Linked DNA regions of Homo sapiens: region 2 is linked to region 1. The links are chromatin loops, found by intact Hi-C in ENCODE. Cell type or tissue: right lobe of liver. All regions are shown on one strand. Links, peaks and the distances in the headings refer to the core of each region. The heading gives the core; the rest is flanking DNA.

What was found. Hi-C counts contacts between places; a loop is a spot of excess contacts. Peaks named below come from ENCODE experiments on the same cell type or tissue, not always from the same donor. Only the 100,000 strongest peaks of a DNase experiment are listed, where the experiment ranks them.
Region 2: a loop joins it to region 1, with 3 times the contacts of the local background. A loop is called at or near these places in 22 of 110 quality-filtered maps.

What each region holds. Positions count from the first base shown.
Region 1 is chr15:81,273,447-81,276,364 of GRCh38, forward strand. The region is part of intron 6 of IL16 (interleukin 16); the gene reads left to right. Among named protein-coding and RNA genes, the nearest start is that of STARD5, 49 kb to the right of the region's middle. RefSeq lists enhancers at 1,622-1,916, 1,642-1,936. In right lobe of liver, for the core only: a CTCF peak has its summit at 1,766 (motif pointing right); DNase peaks (open chromatin) are centred at 585 and 1,785; H3K27ac peaks cover 2,266 bases.
Region 2 is chr15:81,383,909-81,386,826 of GRCh38, forward strand. The region is part of intron 6 of TMC3-AS1 (TMC3 antisense RNA 1); the gene reads left to right. Among named protein-coding and RNA genes, the nearest start is that of TMC3, 11 kb to the left of the region's middle. In right lobe of liver, for the core only: no CTCF peak of the experiment used is centred there; a DNase peak (open chromatin) is centred at 1,633; H3K4me3 peaks cover 562 bases.

The sequences.
Region 1 (2,918 bases), core at 279-2,778:
GGTCTTGGGGCCAGCCTGGGTGGGACTGAAGTCTGAGGGGTCTGTTTCTGACCCTTCCCTCCTCTCACCCATTCTCTCGGCTGTCTTTCCCTTTCCATCCAAGATCCTGTCTCAGTTGCTGGGATCCGTTAACACCCCCTCTCCTTCATTCTCCCTGTCCTTCCTAACCCACAACCATAGGGAAACCAGGTTCAATGCTTCCAACCCTTGTAACGGATGAGTCTGATAAACATTTGCTAGGAGCCTACTGAATCCTAGGGTCTAGGAATACAGATAGAAACAATCAGGCATGATTCCTGAAGAGCTCATGATCTGCCACAGGGACCCTCTCTTCCACTCCCCACCCACCTTTCTTCCATCAACCCACCCCCTCTCAACTCTTTCATATCCTCACAAGACAGAAGCCTCATCCATCCTGGGAGTGAGGGGCCAGGGAAACAGAGCTGCCTGTCTTCTTGTCCTGTAGAGTCAGGGTTCCCCCCACCCCCACCTCCACCCTAAAGTCATTCATGGATTATTGAGCAACAGGTTTGGCCCAAAGAAATTGCCAGGTTTCAACTCAGGAGGCAAAGTTCAGGGGCTGGAAGTCACAGGGCAGAGAGTACCCACTGCAGGCCAAGGACTGGGCCATACACCAGAGGTCTGAAGAGAAGTGACTTCATAGCATTTTCACTCTTCTCTGTCAGCTCGCTTTCTATAAGCTATGCTGGGAGCCTAACCACCTTTAATCATCTAACTTGCTTAGGGCAGGGTAGGCACACTACAGTCTGTGGGCCAAATCTGGCCCACCGCCTGTTTTCAATGTCTCATGAACAAAGAAAGGTTATTACATTTCTAAATGGTTGAAAATTTAAAAGTGTTTTTGATTATTTTATGATATGTGGAAATGAAATGAAATCCAAATTTTAGTATCCATAAAAAAGCCTTCTGGGGACTCGAGCACGCTCATCCACGTACCTGTCATCCAGGGCTGCTTTCATCTCAGCAGGGTGCCCCCATCTCAGCCTCACAAAGTGCTGGGATTAGAGGTGTGAGCCACAGTGCCCAGCTAGAAAAAGAAACCAGAGAAAAAGGATGGATCATATACAATGGAACCATGATTAGGTGACAGCAGATTCATCAGTAACGACCAGGTCCAGAAGTCAGTGTAAACATAGTATTTATATCTGAGTTGCTTGGTGTAATGTTGAATTCAGAGAAAGTGCTCCCTGTTTGTGTATTGAACAAATTGAAAGAAAGGGAGAAAGTGGTTTTCTGTTCACATAGAAATGGATTTTATGTTACAGCATAGTGTGGAGTGGTTGCAGCTCACAAAGGTTAAAACTTTTACCATCTGGGTCTTTACAGAAAAAGTTTATCAACCCGAGCACTATGCAGAATTACACATACAGATTTTAGGGTGTGGGCAATGGCGAGCCTTTGAAGGTTTTTATACTATGGGAGGGACCTGCTGTGACCAGGGTTTTCAGAGGCTTCAGGAAGCAGAGTGTAGGATGAAGTGGGCCATTGTGAGCCCCAGGCTCCAGCTCCAAGGACTGCACAGAGGCGGTAACCCTGGGAGGAGAAGGGAGCAGATGAGAGAAGTGACAGAGCCTGAGCAGAGGTCGCAAAGGGCGGGGCGGGTCAGAGAGAACTGGAAGGTTTCTGGTCTTAGTAAACTAGAGAAAGACATTGCCTTATATAGAGTAAGAGGCACTGGAGGAGGAGGAGGAAAAGGAAGGCAAACCAGGATGTGTAGGTTTGAGTGGCAGAAGGGAGAGCGATGTCCCTGGATGACCACGAGATGGCGCTGTCCAGCAGGGAAATGACATCCGTTCTCTCTCCGTTCAGGGAGTTAGAAGTGAATGCAGACATTTGGGGAGCATGGACATTAGAAAAACAGCTGAAGTTACCAAGCAGTTGACGGGGGAGGAGGGGGGGGAGGGGAGGGGAGGGGAGGGGAGGGGAGGGGAGGGCCCAGATGCCGTTCTAGGGGAATAGCTAAATCAAGAGGGTGGTGGAGAGGAAATGTCAAAGAGAGGAAAAAAGAACAGTGGGATCAGAATTGGGAGTGTGCCATCATGTGTTTTATTATCTTTTGTACTTTTCTGTGTTTAAACAAAGGGGTGGGGGAAGGGTTGAAGTGGCAAGAAAAGAGAATATTGTGTTTTGTTCTCTTTCCTGAATGTAAGCCTGCCCAAGCCAAACTTTTTATTTTTTCTGAGCATTTGCCTCCCTTAATTAACAGCAATCATAAAAATTGAAGATTTCAATGAGTCAAGACTCTCAGCTAGTATATGATCCCTGATTCTAGCCTCAAACATTGACCAAATCATCTTTTGTAACTTCTTTTAAAAGTAAATATTTGAATCTTGAATTCAGGGCAAATACATTAGTTGCAACAAAAGTTTGGTGTACAGATCAAGGCTACTAATGTTTTACTTTTATTCCCCTTCCAAGAAACTATTGTGTAAGATTTATTTGGCAAAACCTAATCAGCCAGCTTTTACCAGATATAGCCAAATAAGGACAGGACATTCCAAAAAGCCCAGAGCTGGGCTGTGTGGCCCCAGTAAGATGGACATTCTAATAACTTAAAGAGAAGTCTAGCCCCTTAGGTAATTAAGAATGGACATTCTGAATTTTTGTTGTCTATCCTTCTTTCAGCACACATGTAATTATATTCTGATGTTTTAAATGTATCTATTTTCCTTCCCAGACTTGGAGTCTCACAATGACAAGGACTGGTTCCTTTTATTTTTCACTTTGGCTCCAGCAACCTAACAGACGGAACTGATCTGAATACTCTCCCCACCCTGCCTCCAGCCCCTGTTTCCAATACGTAGACTTGTGAAATAATATAGCACATCCAAAATCAAAATAAAGACGTGGAAATGCCCAGCTGCTAAGAAACAAAGAAACAACTTTAAATCTAAGAA
Region 2 (2,918 bases), core at 166-2,665, 110 kb after region 1:
CGGCCCTTTTTCTTTATAAATTACCCAGTCTTGGGTATGTCCTTGTCAGCAGCATGAGAACAGACTAATACAAAGCATTTAGTAAGTTCAGGCTCTTTTTTTTTTCTAGTTTCTAGAATTGGTGCAGATTTGCCTCTAATCATTTAAAAATAGTAAATATAATATTCTCCATTTCTGGTGGGTGGAATTCCCATATCCACAGCACTTTCTTTCCCCTTCCTCTCTCTGCTTGTGAGGGCCTCTGAGTTTATTATTTCACTCATTCATTACATAAATACTAAGTACCTGTGCTGTGTTGTGTTACAACATTAAATCATATGCTACAACATTTTCACCAGACAAGGTCTATGGGTTTTGGAAAAACTCTAGGCAGTTTCCCTGAATCCCAAGCAGGCTTGTTCAGGCTTACTATTTAGAGAAAATGGGTCTGACCTGGAGAGTCAGTATTTATGGTGTGATGCACTTGAGTAGATCTTATCAGCATCTACTAATGAGAGTTGAACATTAGCATGCTAATGTCTAAATTCAGAGTATATTCTGTGTCATTGAGATAGGCAGAAAAATGACCCCCCAAAATCTATCTACGTCTTAACCCCTGAAACCTGTGCGTATTTCCTGATATAGCAAAAAGGGAGGGAGGTCCTTGCAGATGTGATTAAGTATTATGAGATAGGGAGGTTATCCTAGATTATCTGGGTAGGCACTACAGGTAATCACATGTACCTTATAAGAGGGATGAAGGAGGAGATTTTACTGCATACAGAGGAGAAGGTGATGTGAAGATGGAGCAGAGAGAGACCTGAAGATGCTGGCGTTGAAGGCTGCAGGGATGCAGCCACAAGCCAAGGAGTGCCTGCTCTCACCAGAAGCTGAAAGAGGCAAGGAATGTCTTCTTCTATAGAACCTACAGAGGGAGTACCCTGCCAACACCTTTATTTGGGCCCAGTGATACTATCAGACTTCAGACTTCTGGCCTTCAAAACTGCCAGAAAATACATTTCTGTCATTTTAAACTACTACGTTTATGGTGATTTGTTACAGCAGCCACAGGAAATTAATCCAGCCACTTTATGTCCAAAATGAGGTTAATAATAGGGAACCTGTAAGTGCATGCCTTGTTTCAAGTTTACCAGAGATGCCACATCCTTCCTGGTGTCTCTGTGGGTTTGCTTCCTAAGATTCCAATCAACCCTTGCACCCGGTGATCAACTTTCCAACTGTCTTTCAGAAAATGATTAACTTCTGTTTTTTAACTAAGTCGTCCCCAGCAAACCATATTTTTGTGAAAGCTTACTGTTCATTTCTGCAGGCCTGAAGGGAGGTGGGGCTAGTAAGTCTCAGCCCCTTCTCTGCAAGCCTGCTCTAAACAGCAGTGACAGACATGGCATGGTCCACCTTCTAGTCATTAGATATAATGCCAAGATAAACAAGTTTGATTGATACCCTGGGGTGAAATTCCTTTTTGCACTCCAGGTACTGAGGAGAAGGCATTGTGTATGGGACACTGGAAGAGGTATGGGACTGTGTGAAGCCGGCTGTTGGGCATGGTCCACCTTCTAGTCCTTAGATATAATTCCTTTTTGGGCTCCAAGTACTGAGGAGAAGGCATTGTATATGGGACACTGGAAGAGGTGTGGGACTGTGTGAAGCCGGCTGTTGGGCATGGTCCACCTTCTAGTCCTTAGATATAATGCCAAGATAAACAAGTTTGAGTGATACCCTGGGGTCAAATTCCCTTTTGTGCTCCAGGTACTGAGGAGAAGGCATTGTATATGGGACACCAGAAGAGGTGTGGGACTGTGTGAACCCGGCTGTCGGGGGCCTGTGAGAGAAGGGGGATGAGAATGTGATTGGTTTTGAAATGATCTAAAATAGAAACTCCACAGATGGCCTCTGAGAAATTGAGACTCCATTCTGTAAAAAGGCACAGAGTCATAGAACTGTAGCGCTAGAAAGACTCTGGTCACCTGGCTCAATCCCCTGTTCTACAAAAGACGGGTCAGAGGCCTCAAGAGATACGACTCTCCAAGGCTGTCCAACCCATAGGTAGGAAAACTGGGACTTTTTGAAGTGTTTCTGTGAGAATGAAAATAAATAGCTGTAAAAGGCTCAGAATAGTGTTTGATGTAGTAAGTGTTCAAAATGTTTGATTGTGATAGGTTTATTTAAAACATTGGGCCACCTAAATTTCCAACATCAAAAGTGAAGTAACAAGAATGCTAATGAAATACAACGTTTTATCTAAAATAATGCAATCATCAGAGCCTTTCTGTTCCATCTGCCTCTGTGACTACTGCCCAGTCCAAGCCGCCATTGCCTAGATTGTCGTAGCAGCCTCCTCATCGTTGTCCTGTTTCTTTTGACGACTTCCAAAGACTATTTCCCGCCCAGCTACATCCCATTCTCCTCACAGCAGCCAGAGAATTTTTTTTTGTAAAAAATGTAAGTCAAATCAGGTGCCTTCTCTTCTAGAAACCTCCAGTGGCTCCTTTTCTCAGTCAGAGTAAAATCCACATCCTTACCCAGAGCTACATAGCCCAACAAGAGGGACCCTGTGCTGCACCCTGGAGCTCTTCTCCTGTAATTTGAGTGTCTTGCCTACCCTGCTCTGGCCACACTGGCCTCCTTGCTGTGCCCAAATACTCCAGGCCTGTGGCCTTGGGGTCTTTACGTGTGTCTTTTGCCTTGGTTGGAATGCTTTTTCCCTGCATGCTCAGTTACCTGCTCCCTTTCCTCCTTCAAGTCTCTTCTCAAATGTTGCCCTATCAGAGGGTATTTTTGGCCACCCTACATACCAGAGCAAACCACCAGCCCTCATTGGCTGCCTATCACGCTTTATTTTTCTTTATAGCATTTATCCCCACCAGATATTAAATATATACATATTTACACCTTGCTAGTCTATCTGTTCAGTACTA